Linked DNA regions of Mus musculus: all the other regions are linked to region 1. Evidence: chromatin loops called from intact Hi-C (ENCODE). Cell type or tissue: heart. All regions are shown on one strand. Links, peaks and the distances in the headings refer to the core of each region. The heading gives the core; the rest is flanking DNA.

Region 1 (5,403 bases), core at 140-5,139:
GAAGGTTTTTCCACAGAGGACTCTTAATTGTAAATTGTAAAGGGGGCAGGGACTAGAGTGGCTCACATAGAAGTTTGTAACTGCTGTGGGAAGTGCGTAATCTCTAGCCAGTGAGCCCCAAGTTCAGTTAGGGAACTCATCTCAAAGAACAAAATGAAGGGCATAGTGATAGCCCTCCTAACTCCAGCACTCTGGGAGGTGGAGGCAGGAGAATCTCAGAGGTCAGGGCCAGCCAGGCTTACTGTGATCCTGTGTCCAAAACAAAAGCAAAAAAGGAGAAGCTGGTGAGGTTGATTAGCAGGTCAAGCCACTCCCACGCCCCTCCCCCTCGAGCCTGCCAACCTGAGTTCTGGGACCTCCATGGTGGAAGGAGAGAACAAACTCCTACAACGTTTCCTATGACATCCACACCATGCCGTGGCACACACATGCCAACACCATAAATGAGGAAATAATGTAAGCAGACAATGTACAGAGCCATCGAGAATGTCCAGTGCAAATAACTTCTGGCCTCAACAGCGTGTGCCCATCCAGAGAGAGAGACAGAGAAGAGAAGCATTCCCCTGCCTAATCTAAATAGAAGTACAAAGAGGGAAGTCAAATGACACCCGAGGTCTATTGTTTAGACTCCAACGCGGGGGGGGGGGGGTTGTTGGCACAGTCACCCTGTGGGCCACACCTATACAAGTCTCTAATCTACTGACTCAAGAGCTTGTCACTTGTTTGTTCTTTCTTCTTCAAGCTTGTTTGTAAATTCGGGGTCACTTTGAATGTCTGCAGGCAGGCCTGCTAGGAGGAGCCCGGGCTCTCAGAGACAGCTCACGCTCTCATTAGTGTTACCAAACTAGTATGAAGCCCCACGCCTCCTTTCTCACCGCGTGCTTTCGTTTCCTGAGGAAGCATCTGGGGCTGGTTTCTACACGTTCACACATTCGGGAGAACTTGCAAGTCTATTGTCAGCCGCGGCAGTCACCTGATTCTAATTACCAAATGGAGGCAGCACAGGATGTCCGTGGGAAACTCCCACGGCTCTGGCTCTCGTGATGCTCCGGGGAGGGCTTCAGCCTGCAAGACCTTAAAGAGCCCTGCCTGATCTCTACCGACTGACACCCACATTCACAGCCCTGGGAGATGGGCCTGTGCATGGTTCAGTCCAGCTGAGTCCAGTCTCTCACTCAGGAATCTGAGTTACTCTCTGGCAGTCCCCTATCATGGAGCGGTGTGTCTGGAGTCCTTGTTTGCTGTGTCGCTCTCAACAACACATAAGAAGGCATTTCCTAAACAAGATGATTTAGCTTAGGTTTGTTGCAGTAGGGGGTTGTTGTTTGAACCGGATCTCATACCCCAGGCTGGCCTCAAACTTGCTTTGCAACTGAGTGTCCTTGAATGGCCTTGCTATCTGCACTTCCCAACAGCCGGGTCTGCAGCTATGTGCCACCATGCCCAGCCTAATTTATTTATGCTTTTGGAAACAACATACTTGTGTGGTTATTAGAATTGTATGCTATGGCCATATGCAATTAATTTCATGGCCAGCCAGTGTTTGCAGGTTTTTTTATTATTATTATAGGCTGAGCTAGATATACTTACAAATTTTAATTTCCTTAAATAAATTTCCCTCAAATTCCAAGCTACAAAATTATTAGGTCATGAGGTAAACATATAGGTTAAGTGTGGTTAATTTTTTATCAACTTGACACAAGCTAGGATCACCTGGGAAGAGGGAACTATGCTGAAAAAAAAGTCATCAGATTGGTCTGAGGACAAGTCTGTTGGGAATTTTGTCGTTTGTTTGTTTGTTTGTTTGTTTGTTTGTTTTTCGAGACAGGGTTTCTCTGTATAGCCCAGGCTGTCCTGGAACTCACTTTGTAGACCAGGCTGGCCTGGAACTAAGAAATCCACCTGCCTCTGCCTCCCAAGTACTGGGATTAAAGGCGTGTGCCACCATGCCCTGCCTTTTTTTTTTAATTTATCTATTTAATATATATGAATAACACTGTAGCTGTCTTCAGGCACACCAAAAGAGCACATCAGATCCCATTACAGATGGTTGTGAGCCACCTTGTGGTTGCTGGGAATTTAACTTGGGACATCTGGAAGAATAGTCATTGCTCTTAACCTCTGAGCCATCTCTCCAGCCCCGGGAATTTTTTCTTATTAGTGGTTAAATGGGAGGACCCAGTCCACTGTGGGTGGTGCCACCCCTGCCTGGGCCAGTGGTCCTGGGTTCTATAGGAAAACAAGCTGAACAAGCCACAAGAAGCAGGCCAATAGGCAGAGTCCCTCTAAGACCTCTGCTTCAGTTCCTTCCTGCACGTACCGGCCTTGACACTCAACCTGGGGTGTTTTTTTTTTTGTTTGTTTTTTTTTTGTTGTTGTTTTTGGGTTGTTTTGTTTTTCGAGACAGGGTTTCTCTGTATAGCCCTGGCTGTCCTGGAACTCACTCTGTAGACCAGGCTGGCCTCGAACTCAGAAATCCGCCTGCCTCTGCCTCCCGAGTGCTAGGATTAAAGGCGTGCACCACCATGCCCGGCTCAACCTGGTTTTATCTTAACAACAGAAAAGTAGACAGTAAAGCTTTTAGTATGTGTTACCAAACACCTTCTATAAACTATGTAGAGACTGGAGAGCTGGCTCAAACAGTTAAATACTTCAGACACAGGCATGGGGACCTAAAATTAGAACTCACATTAAAATCTAGGCTCTGCTATGCAGGGATGTAACCGCAGTGCTGGATTCAAGGAGCGCAGAGACAGGTGGATTCCCAGGGCTCACTGGCCGGCCAGCCTAGCCAATTGCTAAACTCTGGGTTCTCAAAACATAATATAAGAGAGTGACTGAAGAAGATACTCAGTCTCTAATGTAGCTGCTACAAAGCATCCACACAGACATGCATGTGTGCCCACATATGAACATGTATACACACACATACAGAGAGAGAGAGGAAAGATAAAGAAGTTATATGTTGTGCCAGGTCATGGTGGCGCACGCCTTTAATCCTAGCACTCGGGAGGCAGAGGCAGGTGGATTTCTGAGTCTGAGGCCAGCCTGATCTACAGAGGGAGTTCTAAAACAGCCAGGGCTACACAGAGAAACCCTGTCTCCAAAAACCAAAAAAAAAAAAAAAAAAAAAAAAAAAAAAACAACTTTTTTTTTTAATTTAAAAATTATGTGTCCATTTAAGTCCCTAGCACCAGCGTTCAGGTCACATCCCAGCTCTGGAGTCACTGTTCTTCCTTGTTAGTAATGGCTGTTCCTCTGACCTTGGATCTGTAAGATGAGCTGGTGAAATAATGGAAATTGTTTGTTTGTTTTTTTAAAGTGTTCTTTAAGGTCACATACCATATGTGGCCTCTTGTACAAGAAGCCCCATAGGACAGCTCTTTGCCCCACCAAATATGACAGTAATGAGGTCTCCCGACTCATTTAAGTCAACATCGTCCACGGCTGTAGACTTGTCAGTTGATCCATGAACATCTGTTAATTTTCCACTCACTAGAGCAGGCTAACATTTGTTGTCTGCCTTGTGGCATTGATTTTGAGAGAGACTTCGAAAGTCAGGCTACCACGGACAAAGACTCATTCCCATAGAGGATTAAATAGCTTGGCCCAACGACAGCCATTGACATTCTCACTCTTGGGAACAGCAGCAACAAGAGGGTCAACAGCTCTGAGTCCCAGGATGTTGGGAGCCGCCCTCACATTTGCCATTATAAGATGGCGCTGACAGCTGTGTTCTAAGTGGTAAACATAATCTGCACACGTGCAGGGGCAGTTTTCCCGCCATGTGTTCTGCCTTTCTCGTGATGACAACTGGGCCGATGGGCTGCAGCCAATCAGGGAGTAATACGTCCTAGGCGGAGGATAATTCTCCTTAAAAGGGACGGGGTTTTGCCATTCTTTTTCTCTCTCTTGCTCTTGTTGTTCTTCTTGCTCTTGTTTTTTTTCTCTCTCTTGTTCTTGCTTTTTCTCTCTCTTGCTCTTGCTTTCTTGTTCTTGTTCTTTTTCTTGCTTTCTTTCTCTCTCTTGCTCTCTCTCTTGCACTCTTGCTCCTGAAGATGTAAGCAATAAAGTTTTGCCGCAGAAGATTCTGGTTTGCTGTGTTCTTCCTGGCCGGTCGCGAGAACGCGTGTAAGACCAGGAAGTGATTCTCTCCTGCCCTAGGGGGAGGGTCTCCCAGTGTGGTCCAGGCTGCCCCACAACTCACATGTACTGAGTTGGGGACATATAGTTCAGTGGTATATTGCTGGTCTAACATGCACACCGCTCTAGGTTCAAACCCAGCCTCACCCACGAAACAAATAACTCGGTTTGGACAATAACAGTGAGTGTTGTAACCCCGGCTGTCTTGGAACTTGCTCTGTAGCCTAGGCTGGCCTGCAGCTCAGATCCACCGGCCTCTGCCTCCATGCTGGGATTAAAAGCTGTGTACCATCTGTAGGAGAGCTGGCAAGCTGACCAACTCAGCTACCATCCAGGGCTTTGAGCTGGCCCACTCCAGCATCTACCCCACCTATGAACTGCTGGAGTGCATGAAGTCAGGGGCCGGTCCTGCAGGTCCAAAGCTGCAGGATCTCCATGACACAGGGCAAACAGCTGGGGATCCAAGAGGAGTCCCGGTTTTCTTTTGGAGGTGAGGGGTGCAGAGAGCAAATGCAAAGGGTTGGGGGGTTGAGTGGGATTGGGGTGGATGATGTGAAATTCACAAAGAACCCCAAAAAGGTTGGTTGGTTGGTTGGTTTGTCTGTTTTTTAAAAAGTGTGCACCCCCGCTGCCCGGTGGGCTGGAAGGAGGAGTGCTCAGCCACTAAAGGCTCCGTGCACAATGCCACGATTACTGTGAGAAACAATCAGTCAACCAAGGAAGACGGGACAACCTGACCAGGCATGGGCCATGTGCAACAGAACAGAGCGTGCTCCAGCGCTGCACTCTCCAAGAGCAGATGCTATGCAAATGGCTCACTGCAAGTCCACTTACAGGACCTCAGGCCTTTGAAGCTTGGACCTGTCTTGGCGGTCCAGCCAACCTCTGTTCTTCAAAGCACCTCTCTCTGCTTTAGGAGCTCTCTCGATTTCTTTTTCTTATTTTTAAGACAGGGTCTCTCTACATGCCCCTGGCTGGCTGTCCTCGAACTATGTAAACCAGACAAACAGCTCTCTGTTGAGTTCAAAGTTTGTCTCCCTCTCCCAGATCATTACTCCTGGCAACTATCTCCATTTCTGTCCTCAGCCATGTGTCTGTCACGTTCTTCCATTGGGGACATAAGGGTCTGAAAATCACAGCAGGTGTCCTTCTGGACTCCAGCCCATGTGATCCACAGGGCTTCTCCCAGCTAAGCTCCCTGGAGGATGAGCACTGTATCAGGATAGTCTTTAAATGGGATTTTATTTACTATTTATTTGT
Region 2 (5,403 bases), core at 261-5,260, 60 kb before region 1:
AGGAAGAAAGGAGTCTCCCTAGGCGACCTGGGAAGCCAGGCAGTGCAGGTGATGACCTTCGGGGCTTCTTCCAACATGGAGCCTATATGGCCCATGGCAGACACTTTGGCTGGCCTTACTCAGTGGATCTCGGTACACAACTGGACATTTCTCTGCCTTCCGACTTCCTCCAACAAGATGTGGGAGGGAGGGAGGAGTTATCAAATTCTAGCTGTTTGCTGCCAAATCTTAGATGATTTTGGAAATTATAAAGGAGGAAATAAAAAAAAGACAATCTGTATTTTCATCAAGAGGCAGCACCCGTGGTCTCTGAAATGACTTTGGAATTGAGAGACAAAATGAACCGTTCATCAGCTTGGCAGCTCATCACCCAGTGGAGTACGGTGGATCCTGGCAGCCCTCAGGGGCTCCTGTTCTGGGCTTCATGGTGATGAATGAGTTCTCAGATGAGGGGAGATAGGGGTGGGGGTGGGGGGAAGGTCCTGGTGAAAGTTTGGGGAGCCATCAGATCTTTTTTATTACTTTTTAATTTGTGTATGTACACATAGACACACCATGGCACACATGTGAGGCTAGAGAAAGAACTATGGAAGTCGGTTCTCTCCTCCCATCATGTGAGTTCTGGAAGTCAGACTCAGGTTCTCAGGCCTCAAGGCTTCGACTCACCTGCAAACACCTCTGGACTGCACATTCCTTTCTGCCCGCTAGCCAAGTCCTTTTTCTCTCTCTGAGCCTGTTTCCCATCTATAAAACAAGACCAGCGGGTCAGGTGACAGATGCCTGAAGTCTCAGAACCTTGGAGATGGAGAGTCATGAGTTCAAAGCCATCCTCACCTACATAGTTCAAAACCAGCCTGAGCTACATAAGACCTGTCTTGGATTTGTTTGTTTGTTTGTTTTGTTTTGTTTGTTTGTTTGTTTGTTTGTTTGTTTGTTTTTCAAGACAGGGTTTCTCTGTGTAGCCCTGGATGTCCTGGAACTCACTTTGTAGACCAGGCTGGCTTCAAACTCAGAAATCCACCTGCCTCTGCCTCCCAAGTGCTGTGTTTAAAGGCATGCGCCACCATGCCCGGCTTTCAAAAATATTTTTAATGAACGGATTTAAAAAGTAGGGAGCTGGGGAGATCCCTCCATGGGTGAAGTGCTCAGTTGGCAAACATGATAACCTGAGTTGGATCCCACGTAAAAATGAAAAGACAGAACTAACTCCACAGACTCGCCCTTTGACCTCCACGTGTGCACACACCCACATGCATCTTGCACACATACATGCGTGCATAAATAATAATTAATAAAAATAGGAGCTAGAGAAAAGACTCGGGGGCTGGAGAGATGGCTCAGCAGGTGAAGGCACTGACTGCTCTTCCGAAGGTCCTGAGTTCAAATCCCAGCAACCACATGGTGGCTTACAACCACCCGTAATGAGATCTGACACCTTCTGGTGTGTGTGAAGTCAGCTACAGTGAACTTATGTATAATAATAAATCTTTAAAAAAAAAAAAAGAAAGAGAGAGAGAGGAAGGAAGGAAGGAAGGAAGGAAGGAAGGAAGGAAGGAAGGAAGGAAGGAAGGAAGAAAAGACTCGGTGGATAAAAGTAATTGCCTTCTACGCTTGACAACCCAAGCTCAATCCTGGGAGCCACATGAAGAAGCCAGATGTCATCCCAGAACCCTTACATCAACATGGGAGGCAGAGATGGCAGAATCTTCCAGAAGCAGCAGGCTAGATCACCTAGAGCTTGCAACACGGTAGAGACAAGGATCCTTGCTGCAACAACAGATGTGGGAGGAGAGAACCAACTGTTAGAAGTTGTTATCTGACTTCAGACGGGTGCCTCGGTACACGTGCATGCCCTGCCACACAAGAATAGATAACTAGGTAGACAGACACGAAAACAAGACTATCAAAAGCAATTTCTAGGGACTGTCCAGCTGACACCAAATTTTCTTTTTATTATTACTTCCACGACTCTGTTCTCCTTTGCTTTCCCTATCCTATGAAAATGTGGTATAGAGAAAAAGTTCCCTCCTGGCCCAACCTCCTGTTCACATTTTGAAATCTCTGAAAGGAATCTTTGCCGCTTTCCTGGGTCTATAGACCATTTCAGCGAAAGTCTATTAGCCGTAATGGAAGATGGTGTGAGCGCCCCCTGTTGACGTGGTTTGGTTTTGCACTCTAAGAAGCCACTATGGGAAAGCCTACCCTGGGGGAAATGGGGTGTCTTAATTAGGTGACAAACCAATCTGGGGACAGAAGCCGGTCCCTGCTGCTGCTTTAGAGCCTCTGCAATATGTCAATCATAGGTGAGATTCTTTTTAGAAATTCCTGATCTGATAATTCCAATATCCTGGGCATCCCAGAGCCTGATTCTTCTGTCTATCCCATCTCTAACGCACAGTCTGCCCTTTAGAGTGGCTTTGTGGTTTACTGTGGAAAGACAGACCAGACAAACGAGGTCAAAATGATGTCAGAAATAATAAGCAGGCTTTTAGTGCTGAAGGGACGTATAAAGTGTGGGGGAGGGGAAATATTATTATCCGGTGTGTGACTGGGTCTCAGACTTGGGAGGAGGGGCAGTCTCATGTAGCCCAGGCTGGCCTTTATCAGGCTATGTAGCCAAGGATGACCTCTGCCATAATTTCCCAAGCATATCCAGTTTATGAAGTGCTGGGGAGTGAACCCAGGACGTCGTGTTAAGTAAGCACTTTGCCAACTGAGCTGAATCTCCAGTTAGAGAGAACCTGTGCCCCCCACACCATGTGCTTCTCTCTCGCTTCCCACGGTAAGATAGGAAAACTACACGCTGGAATTGGGTGTTCTCACTTCCCTCCGCTGAATAGAACCTGGTGAAACAGCAGTGCTAGGGACAGGTCCTCTCACGCCCTAGTGTGTTTAAAAAAAACAAACAAACAAACAAACAAAAAAACTGGTTCCGTTTTCCTCCTCCTAATGGAGTTGGACAAGAATTTTCTCAGCTCTTCACTGTGAGGACATGGCCTAACGCCTTCAGGTAAAACAAAAGAGGGGGAACTCCCCGAGGGCTGGATCCACCCGAGTCCTCCCTCTGGCCTGGTAGACTGAGTCTCCCATGAATCATCTTTTGAAACTCATATCTGGACCACAGCACTGGTTCCCCAGTCCCCGTGAGGTCCCTATGTTCACCTGTCTGTCTCTCCATCATTAGGGAGAGCAATATGCCCTGTGACCTCAACTTCTCTGACAGACGGGCCAAAGAGAGTCTGTTAATTATTGGTAGAATGGGGTGACAACAATGTTTTAATAGAACAGATGGCTGAGGCCCCAGGTCTAAAGAACAGTTCTCTGGGTACAGCCCCCCTCCCTTCCCCCATGGAGGCTGAAGAGCTGTCTGAGGCTCTTTTCTGGTTGTTGTGACCCTGATAGACAAAAGTATCTTAAGGGAGAAAGGGTTAATTCTAGCTCACCTCTCAGAGGACTAGTCTGTCATGGCAGGGGATGCAAAGCGGCAGGAATTGGAAGCAGCTGCTCTCCTCCCATCTGCAGCGAGGAACATGGAGTGGTGGATGAATGTATGTGTGTCAGGGCTTAGCAGGATACCTTGTATACAGCACTGGAGCTCCTGCCTAGGGAATTGTGCCACCCACAGTGGGCAGGTTTTCCCAGTTGAGATAATTCCTTGAAGACATTCTTGGAGGCCCATCTTCCAGGTCATTTTAGAGCTCACCAAGTTGACAATCAGTGACCTCCCACTGTCCCTCAGATGTCTTACATTCAGTCCTAAGGAGATCTACAGTACCACAGGGACAGGACCCATGTGAGGGGAGAGTCTCACTGAAGGCTATGAGCCAACAACCTCCTGTGGGTTTTTTCCATCTCCAGCTTCTATATTCCTTGAACCTTGGCCCTCTGTAGCATGGCCCAATGACTGCCCAACTTGATCTCATTTATATCTAGGAGTTTGGAAGCCTGTGCATCCCTGACTCTCCCTTCCCAACTGCTCGAAGACCCCCCTGCCTCCTGCCTCCTCCTTCCCAGCATCTCTGTTGCTTGGCTGATTCCAAACGTCAGCCTTCCCTAGTGTTCCTTGTCTAACTTCTGGGAAGAGCTCAGATCACCTAACCTGACTACTGATCCCCTGTGTGGGACACTGTAAAACAAGGAAATTTGACTCTTAACCAACAGCACATAAGCAAAAAAATTCTCCTGAGCACCCTAATGGATGTCCCAGGACCTCAGTCTTCCAAAAAGCCCAGGCCAGATGTGCTGGTTGGAGGAAGCAGAGGCAGCCAGTCGGGTCCCCTCATTAACACGCCTCTTCTCCCTACACTAGCTCTGCTGCCCTTCACACAATAAGCAGCATGCAAGCCGGGCGTGGTGGCGCACGCCTTTGATCCCAGCACTTGGGAGGCAGAGGCAGGCGGATTTCTGAGTTCGAGGCCAGCCTGGTCTACAAAGTGAGTTCCAGGACAGCCAGGGCTATGCAGAGAAACCTTATCTCGAAAAACCAGAAAACAAAACAAAACAAAACAAAGTGAGTTCTAGGACAGCCAGGGCTATACAGAGAAACCCTGTCACAATAAATAGATAGATAGATAGATAGATAGATAGATAGATAGATAGATAGATAGATAGATGATAGATAGATAAGCAAGCAAGCATGCAATTTTTGGCCCAGTGTGGACAAAGCATTTAACGGAAGAGCCTGACAGGCAGGAAGTGGTAGGCCCGTGTAATAATTACTGCTAGGATTCTGTTGAGGCTCCAGGTGTCAATATTTAACTGCCCCCACCTTAATGTTTAAACCTTTAATTAACGTTTAAAAATTCCAAATAGCTTTAAGCAACGTGACATTTTTCACGCCAAAAAAAAAAAAAAAAAAACAGTTTCTAAAGCAGCATTCCTCAGATGTCTGCAGCAGCGAGGGGAAACCAGATACTTGATTTTTCAGTGTTTGAGAAAATGGAACAGCAGACGCTGGGGGCTGGAGACAGTTGAGCAGAGGAAGGCCTTGGGTAAGGGCAAAACAAATGACACAGCCCCGAGGAATGTGTCCCGCCTCCCGGCCTCCCAGAAATCCGCCAGCCCTGCGCAGACCTTTTCCAGTGACCTGTCCTGTACCAGATGCCCTGCAGAAAGAGAAGTTCGCAGGCCTTTGCCTTCCCAGTGGGGACTGTTCACGAGGAAGTTAGTCTCTGGCTTTTCGGTTTCGCTTTAAATGCTCTGGTGTAAGATGAAGGAGAGAAATGCGAAAGTTTCTTAGTGGGATTTGGTGGCTCACATCAGTAATCTGGGAACGAGGAAGGCTGAGGCAGAAGGGTTTCTGTGAGAGTAGGGACAGTATGAGCTACAATAGCGACTTCCAGGCCAGGCTACACAGTAGAGACCCTGTCTCAAAAAGTACATATATTAATATTTATTTATTTA
Region 3 (5,403 bases), core at 164-5,163, 270 kb after region 1:
GCAGTGCACCACCTTAGTACACAGAACGGGACGCTCCTCCTCAATTTTAAGTCTTCCGAGTAGTTACGGCAGTCCGTGGTTACCACTCTTTCCCAGGGCCCCCACCCTCACCCCCCGGCTGCACCCTTAAAACTTCTCTCTCTGGCTTTCCCGCAAAACTGCAGCTCTACCCACTAGCCCGCCTCCAGGCAAGAAGCGGCTCCGCGGCGCCAGGGCCGGGCCGATTCTCGGCCCACGTGGCCCAGTGGCTGGGAAGGCGGAGCTCCGGGCCCCGCCTCCCTGCTCGGCCCCGCCCCCGGCCCGCTGCCCGCGCTCCCCCGCCCCCCGCGGGCCCTGAGGGCCGCTCGCAGGTGTTCGCTGGCGCCCGGATGTCTGAGCTCTGGCTCCACTCTGGCTCCGGCTCCCTCCGCAGCCTGCGGGCGGGGCTCGCAGCCCATCCGGAGCCTCGCGGCGCCCCCGCTGCTCTGCCAGCAGCAAGGGCTTGCAGCTTCCAACTCGGCCTGGGGGAGCCCACACCCCCCCTCACCCCACACACACACACCGGGCCGAGTCACTGACCCCACTGCTCTCGTGCACACACACACACACACACACACACACACACACACACACATACACACACGACCGAGTCACTGACCCCACTGCTCTCGTGCACACACACACACACACACACACACACACACACACACACATACACACCCGGCCGAGTCACTGACCCCACTGCTCTCGTGCACACACACACACACACACACACATACACACACGACCGAGTCACTGACCCCACTGCTCTCGTGCTGCCCCCATCGGCGCTCAGGCCGCTGCAGCATCAGCCGCACCCCAACTCGGGTTTCCTGACTCGGCCCGGAGGCGGCCTGCATCGCACCCTGCTCCTTCCTTCCTTCATTCTTTCAGGCAGCGCACATTCCTCGGGCGCCTGCGACATGCCCTGCACGAGGCTTTGCCGACCTTCCGAGAGTGGCCTCTGGCCACCAGGCTTCCCTGTCCTCCCTCCCCAACCCCGCCCGAAGCCGGCCGTGACACCCTACTTCATGCCAGAGTTCTCAGATCATTTTCCCTCCAGTTAGGATTCAATCCGAGCCAAGTCTAAGGGGTCGTTGTTGTAATTATGATGGGGGGGGGGGTCAGTCTGCAAGCCCACTGATGGGTCAGAGGGTGGGCCGAACTGGGGTTCCAACTGACTTTGGTAATAGTTTGTGGTCTGACCTCATGGACTAGGTGTGGGGTCAGAATAAGGGCATCCGGAGGCCAAGATTTGGGGGTTGCCTTTGACAAGCTACATAAGGAGGGGCAACTTTCCGTAAGCTCCTCCCCTAGCTCAGAGTTCCATCCCTCCCGGGTGCGGGCTCACCATCACTTTAGCCACCCTTACCTTCCTGCTGGAGACACCTCTCTCCTCACAGGCATCTTGCTATTCTGAGCCAGATGTCACAGGCCGAAGCCTCCTTGGGCCTGAAGCCCTATTGTCAATAGAACCCCATGTTGTCCAAGGTACAAGGGATACCACCCAAGAGCCATGTGTGTTTAGCAGCAAGCTGCTGTCCCTCCCAATACCTTTTCTTACTTGTTCACAAGTCTAAAACCTGTTAGGAATGGAAAGACTCACAGAATTGACATATGTGGCCTGCTCAGAGACATTCAGAGAGTTAGAGGTGAAGACAAGACTCTTAAATTGTGGTGTCATGGGCTGGAGAGATGGTTCAGAGGTTGGGCGCACTGGCTGCTCTTCCAGAGGTCCTGAGTTCAATTTCCAGCAACCACATGGTGGCTCACAACCATTTACAATGGGATCCAATGCTCTCTTCTGGTGTATCTGAAGACAGCTACAGTGTACTCATACGTGAAATGAATTAAAAAAAAAAAAAGTGGTGTCATGTGCCTAGCATCAGGAGGTTGAGCCTGGAGGATCCTGAGTTTAAAGTCAGTCTAGGATATGAAGCAAGAATTAATCTTAAAAATAAAGATAAGCCGGGCAGTGGTGGCGCGCGATTTTAATCCCAGTACTTGAGAGGCAGAGGCAGGTGGATTTCTGAGTTTAAGGCCAGCCTGGTCTATAGAGTGAGTTCCAGGACAGCCAGGGCTACACAGAGAAATCCTGTCTCGAAATAAATAAATAAATAAATAAATAAATAAATAAATAAAAAATAATAAATAAATAAATAAAGATAAGGGGTTGGAGAGGTGGCCCACCGGTTTAAAAAAAAAAAAAAAAAAGACCATCCTGGTTTGCCAGAAAGCCAGAGTTTGGTTCCCAGCACATACTGCCTATCCAGGGATCCAGCGCCCTCTTGTGGCAGCCATGGGCATGAGCACACATATTACACAGATAATGAAAATAAACCTCTAAAATAAACAACAGATAAGTGGAGTCAGCTGTGGCAGTGAATACCTGTTATGCCTATACTTGCAAGACAGAGGTAGAAAGATCAAAAATTCAAGCTGGGGGCTGGAGAGATGGCTCAGCAGTCAAGAGCACTGATTGTTCTTCCAGAGGTCCTGAGTTCAATTCCCAGCACCCACAATGGCAGCTCACGACCATCCATAACTCCAGTTCCAGGGGATCCAACACTCACACACAGTCATTCATTCAGGCAGAACACTAATGCACATAAAACAAACTGTTTTAAAACAAGAACAGCGGACAGGAAAAACTGAATGGTCTAAGTATAAAAGACAAAGTCTGAGTGTAAGAGAGGCAGGAAGATCTCTGAGTTTGACACCAGCCTGGCTCACTGAGTCAGTTCCAGGATAGCCAGGGCTACACAGAGAAACCCTGACTCAAAAAGCTAAAAGAAGAAAAAGAAAACACTTAACCTAGACCTTGTAGATTGGATTCTTCTCCTAGGTCTCTTTCCAACCACAGAGGTGTCCCTCAGCCAGCAGGGGTCGTTATTATTATTCCTGCTTCGGGGATGGGGTGGGCTGGAGTCTCGCCAAGCCAAGGACTTCACCCACAGCTCTTATATAGCAACTGCTAGGGCCTACTGGAGGGCACAGCCCCTCAGAGGCTCTGGAAGAGGGTGGTCAGGAAGGCACTTGTCTTCTGTCCCTGGCCAGCCCCTTCCCTGCCTCCCTTGCCAGGAACAACCAGAGGAAGGGAGACCACAGAGGACCTCAGAGCTGGGAGGGGGGGGAAGGCTGTGAGAACGCTCGCTCAGGCAGCTGAGCTGAGTTCTTATAGACACATGCGGAACTCATTACCCTACATCAAGGTGGTCGCTGGCCAGCTGGCAGTGGATGGGTTTGGGGCTAGAAGTGTGTATTGTAGGGCAAGAGAATGCTTATGGCCCAGCTGAGTCCCCAGGGTCACACAGCCAGCCACTCCATGACCTTGTTCTTACTGAGCCCTGTTTGGTTTGCAGCCTGTGCTCTTTAAAGCACCCCAACAAAAGGCCTCTGTACCCCGTGCCAAGCCCCTCTAGGTTATGTGGGAGACTTGGGGGGCCACCAATACAGACAAATACACTCTCCCCGACTCACACCCTGATCCTCATGTATGGGTCTGCGAGTGCATCCAGATGTGTGACAGGCTTCACTCTTCCAGATCTCTTGGTTGTCTCTAGGGACTTATCCTGGTGGGGGGTCCTACAACCTGCCAATCACCTCCTTCACTGCAGAAGCATCTGCATAGACCAGAACAGCGGGATATTGTTCAAAAGAGCCTATTCGGAGAGCACAGCACCTTACAGTCCAACACAATCTGAAAGAAGGGCGTGTCTCCCTCCCATCTTGCTCCATGAGGTTTCGGGATCCTAAGTAAACCATTGGTGTATACTTGGAGTGACCAGTGTGTTTGTCACCTGCATTGCTTTGGAATTTTTTGCACAGCTTGGAGACCCAGATGAGCAGTAGCCGGTTGACCCTTAACACCGTCCCCAGCATCTTCAAGTAAAAAGGGAAGGAGCTTTGAGCTAAAACTTTAAGACTGGGAAGATGGCTCAGGTAGGAAAGAGCCTTAACACTCACATAAGAAGCTGGTACAACAGCCTATGCCTGTAATATTAGTACCAGGGAAGGAAGAGACAGGAAGACCCTGGGTGTTTACTGGTAAGCCATTCTATACCAGTCCCTGAGTTCCAGGTTCATTGAGAGGCTCTGTCTCAAAATATAAGTTGGTCATCAATGGAAGAAGATGCCTGATTCCGACCTCTGGCTTCTGCACATACATGTTCTTATACACACACCCGTGCACATACACGTACGCACACACACAAAACCCACAAAAGTCCATACCAGGCCTGGCAGTGGGTGGCGCACACCTTTGATCCTAGCACTTGGGAGGCAGAGCCAGGCAGATTTCTGAGTTTGAGGCCAGCCTGGTCTACAGAGTGAGTTCCAGGACAGCCAGGGCTACACAGAGAAACCGTCTGGAAGAAAAAAACAAAGAAGAAGAAGAAGAAGAAGAAGAAGAAGAAGAAGAAGAAGAAGAAGAAGAAGAACAACAACAACAACAACAACAACAACAACAACAACAACAACAACAACAAGGTCCACCCAGCATATAAACGGTCCCGGTGGCAGCGGCTCTTCTGGTGTTTTCCTTCTGTGCGCCTGGGAAGCAGACACCCCTGACTGGATTCCCGGCTTTGTTGTGTCTCAGCATCGCCACCACAGGTAAGTCATTTTTCCTCCCAGACCCTAGCTGCATGGATGCACTGATTATATTTGATGACACGAGTAAAGCTCCTGGCACTTGATGGAGCCTGGGTGTCCCCCACCAGGGAGTCTGTGGAGTGTCGTGTCAAGTCCCCTGATAGGGTCCTCCTCCCCAGCTTCTTCGGTATTGCTGTTGGCAAAAACTCAGCATCTTAGGACCACCTACCCAGCGTGTGTGTTCTCCACAGCTCCACCGCCCATCCAGGCGAGCAGACTGGTACGAACAGCGCGGGGAGCCATTGGCTGGACTCCACACTTCAGCTCTGCTGCCTCGGACAAACTGCTCTCTGTGTCTGAGGTGCCTCTCTGCCATCCCGTGAGAAGAAACAGAGTCCCAGGGTAGATGATGACTTAGGCAAGGACATATGGAAGAGGAATAAGTACAGACCTGGAACTAAACTGCTGGACTCTAGGGTCAGGGATCAGGAGGGCCTGGTTCTGTGACCTGTTCACTGTGAGCAGCCTCTATCCTACCCAAAACAGTCCAGCAAAGACTACTTCTCCTCCTCCATGCTCTGTCCTCCCCTTCCCCCTGTCCTTTCTACCCTGCCCCCCCCCCTTTCCTTCTTTCCAGGCTCCTCTCCAACTCTCTATATAGCCAAAGATGACCTTGAACTTTTTTTTTTTAAGATGTGTTTATTTTTACTATAAGTGTGTATAAGTTGTTCTGCCAGCAGTGTGCCTGTGCAACACATGCATGCAGTACCCGAGAAGGCCACAAGAGAGCAT
Region 4 (5,403 bases), core at 328-5,327, 77 kb before region 1:
CAGCTGTCATTCTAGTCAGAGCGGCCGCTTTGGCTGTCTCAGCAGTGCAGGCGAGGTCGCCTGGCTTTCAGTACGAGGATGGGGGTAGGGGTGGGGGGCAGTTACTAACCAGTGCGTGGACATTTCCATGCCCATTGCCATTTGAAAATGTCCTTCCCAGCATCCCTGAGATGGGAAAACCTCTCTGGGGTTGACAGTTTTCCAAGCTTCAACCTCTGCTTTAGATGTAAATACAAAGCAAGCACTTTCTCACAGGCCTAGCAGACACCCAGGGAAGAGCTTTTCTTCTCTCTGCTCGGTTTCCTGTTCCAAACGTTTGCTTCCCCCTCCCCACCCCCACCCCCCACCCCCCACCCCGTTACAAATCAGGACAAGGGGCTGCAGCATAGGTCAGTAGAACCACATTGTATCCAAGAATCTACAGCCAACACATTTGTACATTATTACACTGTTTTCATTCTAATGTGTAAGGACAGGGTAAGTAGGTTGTTAGAATGGGCTATTGACATTCAATCATTTTTACTGAAAACCAGTAGATTACAGTCTTATGACAGTTTCCTGTCATTTGTGAACTTCATCTCCAGGACAGCAAAGCAGTCATCCAAACTCTTGGATTAGGACTGGGGTGCCACTCAGTCCTAGAGCGCATGCCGTGTGTGGGCAAGACCCTGAATTAGAACCAGAGAAGGAGGGAGGGAAGGAAGGAGGGAGGGAAGGAGGGAGGGAGGGAAGGAGGGAGGGAGGGAAGGAGGGAGGGAAGGAGGGAGGGAAGGAGGGAGGGAGGGATGAGCAGGGGGAGGGGAGGGAGGGAGGGAATATATCTTCCAGAGAAAGGGACTCTCTCTCTCTCTCTCTCTCTCTCTCTCTCTCTCCCCTCCCTCTCTCCCTCCCTCCCTCCTTCCCCCTTTCTCCCTCCCTCTCTTCCTCCCTCCCTCCCCCTCTCCCCCCACCTCCATCTCTGTGTCTTTGTCTGTGTCTGCACACTAGGGCAGGCAGGTTTTCCCAGGATCAGGAGCGGACCAGGGAGTATAGTTGAAAGCTGTGTGTAAGGAGTACACATAGAGCCTGCTGCACATTATCAGAGGCGCTGTAAAGTCTAGAGCAGACGTTCTCAACCTATGGCTCTTGACCCGTTGTGGGGGTTGAATGATCTTTCACATGGAAGACCATGGGAAAACACAGAGATTTACCTTATGATTCATAACAGTAGCAAGATTACGGTTACAAAGTAGCAGCGAAATAGCAACAACAGGAAGAGCTAGCTGTATTGAAGGGTCGCAGCATTAGGAGGTTTGAGAACCATTGGTCTAGTGGTTTCAGTAGATGTTGGTTGGGTCATCAGCCAAGTAGGTCCTTCCCTTCTGTCATACATGCAAATAGAGCCAGGGTAGTAAGGACCTAAACTCGGAGAATAAAACTTGTATGCTGTTAGTGTAGAGCAAACTGTAAATGGTTGTTAGTTGTACAGAGTGGGTTTATTACAGTGTAGGGGGAATGCTGGGTAATGCCAGCCTGTGACCTCATCGCCCAGGAGGCAGAGACAGAGGCTCAGAAGATCAGGGTCATCCTCAGCTACAGGGCAAGTTTGAGGCTAGCCTTGGGTACATAAGACCCTGCTTCAAAAAATATGGGGGTCCCAGGGAGCTGGCGAGGCTGCTCAGTGGTTAGGAGCAGTGGCAAAGGACCCAGGTTCGGTTCCCAGCACCCACATGGCAGCTCACAGTCTTCCTTAACTCCAGTTCTAGAGGATCCGATGTCTTCTTCTGACCTCCGCGGGTACTGTGTGTGCATGGTGCACAGACATGCAGACAAAACCCTGTACACAGAAAATAAAAAGAAATCTTTTAAGAAAAAAAAAAAAACTCACCCACCCAGAAAGAGAACATGGGCTAGAGAGATGGCTCAGTGGTTAAAAGCACTGACTGCTCTTCCAGGGGTCCTGAGTTCAATTCCCAGCAACCACATGGTGGCTCACAACCATCTGTAATGGGATCTGATGCCCTCTTCTGGTGTGTCTGATGACAGCTACAGTGTACTCATATAATATACATAAAATAAACAATTCTTTCTAAAAAAAAAAAAAAAGGAAAGAAAGAACACAGGACTGACTTCTGTAAGTAGTACTCTAAGCTCAACACTTGTGCTGTGGCCTATGCATCCCCCTACATACCACACACACACACACACACACACACACACACAATTAAAATGATTAAAATGTAACAATTTTTTTAATTGTAAAAGAAGTTGAAAATAACCACCGGGGCACAGTACAACTACAGAGCTATTAAATTATAATTAACTCAAGCATGGCATGCTGAGGATTCCCAGTTTATTCAAGCAGGGAAACGCTACCAGGAAGCCCTCCCCAGTCCCTGGAGGTTGACTGTTCTGCACATAGCACCCCAATCTTGATTGCATCCTGAGGTGTGCTCCCAACAGAGCTCCCAGGACAGGAAATGCCCAAAAAGAACTCAGGGATTTGTTCCGCCAGAACCGCAAGATCAACTTTGACCGAGAGAAGGGCTTAGTGGAAGTTATCATCCAACAACTTTCCGAAGATGACAAGGGGTCCTACACCGCCCAGCTCCAAGATGGAAAAGCCAAGAACCAGATCACTCTCGCCCTGGTGGATGACGGTCAGCCTGGCCCCTCTCCTCCCTGAAACACCTGCTCCACCCCACCAGCCTGAACCCATCCTTCCCGCCCACCCCCCACCATCATTCCCTGCTCCCCAGGCCTATAAGGTCTGCTAAGCACGTCCCTGGTCTTCCACCCACCCCAGTTCCCTTTGCTCTCTTCACTCATGCCGTTTCCTCCCGGTGTATTCACAGAATTTGACAAGCTCCTGAGAAAGGCAGACGCAAAGAGAAGAGACTGGAAGAGAAAACAGGGTAAGCCACTGGTCAGTGCTGAAAAATACCAACCCAGCCAGGGAGGTTCACCATGATCTGGTCAAGTCCTGCCCTGATAACAGAATAAAACTTCATTTTCCAAGCCCGAGGCCGGCCAGTGTCTCCTTAAAACTCGCTTCGTTTAAGAAGACCCCAGGCCCCTTGCTCCCCCGACCGCAGTCCTTGCCCTGGTCTTGGAGACCAGAGTCTTTGGCAGTCTCCGTCCCAGCTGTTTTCCCCTGTCTAGCCACCAGGTGGCGCCCTGGTTCAGCTTAAAGCTCATGACTCCTGGGTTTGTCCTCTTTCCCTTGCAGGTCCCTATTTCCAGGAGCCTTTGACCTGGAAGGTCACAGATGACTGCCAAGTGCTTCTGTCGTGCAAGGCAAGTCTACACCCCTCCTCCAACCCGGCCATCAGTCCAGTGAGGCATGACCTGTGACTTGTCCCGAAGCCCAGTGCCAATCCTTGCCAACTCCACCCTAGGATTCTATCTCCTGTGACTGGCTGATCCCACGCCTGGGAAGTGGCCCCTGGGAGAAAGTGTGCATACAGAGAGACACAGTCACACACACACACACACACACACACACACACACACACACACACACACATAGTCAGACAGACAGATGGACACATGTGTGTCTGTATGAATCATCCACACTTTTTTTTTTTAAGATTTATTTATTATTATATCTAAGTATACTGTAGCTGTCTTCAGACACACCAGGAGAGGGCGTCAGTGTCGCGCCCGCTCTCGACCAGCAAGAATGACGCGACCACCAGTCCTTCTAACAGCAGTTTATTCAGTCCTGATTCTTCTTGTTTATATCTCCCCCGAACCCTGGGCCTCTCACTCCTTTTATACTCTCTCTCATCCACGCACCGCAGGCCACGCCCCCTCGCCAGTCACGAGGCTTCAGCTAATCAGGGCAGCAGGGGCAAATCTCCACCAAATTGGATTCACCTGTATCCTGGTACACCTGCGCAGCACTCAAGATGTTTGTGTCTTATATGAGGAAGTCAGGTGCAAGTCATATGACTTAGCTGCAGTCCCTGGCGCCTTTGGGACTGCCGCCACACCCGCTCCCCACACGTCAGATCTCTTATGGATGGTTGTGACCCACCATGTGGTTGCTGGGATTTGAACTCAGGACCTTTGGAAGGACAGTCAGTGCTCTTAACCTCTGAGCCATCTCTCCAGCCCCTCATTCACACTTTCTATGCTGCCTCAGAGGCGGGAAAGCAAGTAACAAACTGAAGACATGAAGGTGTCAGGGGCCAGGTCCCAACCCAGTCACCCTTACTCAAAGCCCAGGTCCTTTGAGAATGTGCAAGAAAGCCCCTTCACCATTCTGCTCTTTCTGAGAAGAATGCCATCAGTGTTCAGCAAGGTCTTGGGCATCCAGAGTTCCCTTGGGCCTCTGGGAAGACACAGCACAAGGCAGAATTACTAAATACCACATGCCTTATCCTTGATCAGATACATTCAGGAAACTCATTAGTTATGAGGCAAGGCTATGCCCTTTGGGATACTTCAAGGAGGACTTCCTGGAGGCGGTAACAGCTGACTTCATCAAGAGGCCTAAGTATTCACAAGAAAAAAACAGTGAAAGAGGTCAAGAGGCAGGAAGTGACATTAGCAAAAGTCAGGACTTGAGACATATAGTTTAAGGAAGGGATCCGCTGGCTTTAGTGCACCAGGAGTCTCGGTGGTGGGCCATGTGGGAGGAGCCATGTAAAAGAGCATGGGTTTTTATCTTAAAATGGAAAGTCTGATGGAGCTCCCTCATGCCCCGTCCTCCTCAGGTAACAAACACGAAGAAGGAGAGTCGCTTTCAGTGGTTCTTCCAGAAGAAAGAGGCGCCACATGGGCAGTACAACCCGCCGACCGGAGATGGGAGTCTCTCCATTGAGGGGGTGAGTGCAGGTGGGACTTGGGGTTCACCCTGCTCAGCTGCCCACTGAATGGTGACAAGAGTGCTGGGCAAGAGCCTGAGCAGAGCTGGTCACACAGAAGCGCCAGAGCCCAGTCAAGGAAGGATTGGGGGTGGGGCTGGAGAGCTGGCTCAGAGCTCTTGCTGCTGGGGACCCGATGCTCACAGCTGTCTGTAGCTCCAGTTCGCCCTCTTCTGGCCTCCATGGGCATTACACCCACACTGTGCACAGACATACATGCAACACATAAAATAGTTAAAGAGAATGCTTTTTAGAAGATAAATATTAGGACGTGGGAGTGTGGTTCAGCTGGCAGAGAGCTTGTTGAGCATACACAAAAAGCACCACAGAAATGAAGTGTGAATGACACAAAAGGTGTTTGAGGCTAGCCTAGGCTATGTCCGTCTTAAAAACAAACAAACAATCAAACAACAACTACAAAACCCCTAAAGCCAAGCATAGCAGCTCACTCCTTTAATCCCAGCACTTGGGAGGCAGAGGCAGGAAGAGTTCTGTGAGTTTGAGGCCCGCCTGGTCTATAAGGTGAGTTCCAGGATACCCAGTGCAGAGAAAA

What was found. Peaks named below come from ENCODE experiments on the same cell type or tissue, not always from the same donor. Only the 100,000 strongest peaks of a DNase experiment are listed, where the experiment ranks them.
Region 2: it touches region 1 in a loop (2.8-fold over the local background); 18 of 42 quality-filtered maps call a loop at or near these places.
Region 3: it touches region 1 in a loop (2.5-fold over the local background); 2 of 42 quality-filtered maps call a loop at or near these places.
Region 4: a loop joins it to region 1, with 9 times the contacts of the local background. A loop is called at or near these places in 18 of 42 quality-filtered maps.

The regions. Positions count from the first base shown.
Region 1 is chr4:135,875,830-135,881,232 of GRCm38, forward strand. No RefSeq gene overlaps it. Among named protein-coding and RNA genes, the nearest start is that of Pnrc2, 4.7 kb to the left of the region's middle. In heart, for the core only: a CTCF peak has its summit at 2,064 (motif pointing left); DNase peaks (open chromatin) are centred at 322 and 962; H3K4me3 peaks cover 1,327 bases; H3K27ac peaks cover 1,398 bases.
Region 2 is chr4:135,815,273-135,820,675 of GRCm38, forward strand. Myom3 (myomesin family, member 3) reads left to right here. Exons shown (of 37, transcript NM_001085509.2): 37 at 1-295. Among named protein-coding and RNA genes, the nearest start is that of Srsf10, 38 kb to the right of the region's middle. In heart, for the core only: a CTCF peak has its summit at 2,152 (motif pointing left); a DNase peak (open chromatin) is centred at 5,099; H3K27ac peaks cover 263 bases.
Region 3 is chr4:136,147,622-136,153,024 of GRCm38, forward strand. No RefSeq gene overlaps it. Among named protein-coding and RNA genes, the nearest start is that of Id3, 6.5 kb to the left of the region's middle. In heart, for the core only: CTCF peaks have their summits at 849 and 2,325 (motif pointing left); DNase peaks (open chromatin) are centred at 220, 910, 1,340, 3,190 and 1 weaker place; H3K4me3 peaks cover 1,199 bases; H3K27ac peaks cover 3,103 bases; H3K27me3 peaks cover 920 bases.
Region 4 is chr4:135,798,508-135,803,910 of GRCm38, forward strand. Myom3 (myomesin family, member 3) reads left to right here. Exons shown (of 37, transcript NM_001085509.2): 26 at 2,495-2,639; 27 at 2,835-2,894; 28 at 3,209-3,276; 29 at 4,701-4,811. Among named protein-coding and RNA genes, the nearest start is that of Myom3, 41 kb to the left of the region's middle. In heart, for the core only: a CTCF peak has its summit at 5,028 (motif pointing left); a DNase peak (open chromatin) is centred at 3,254.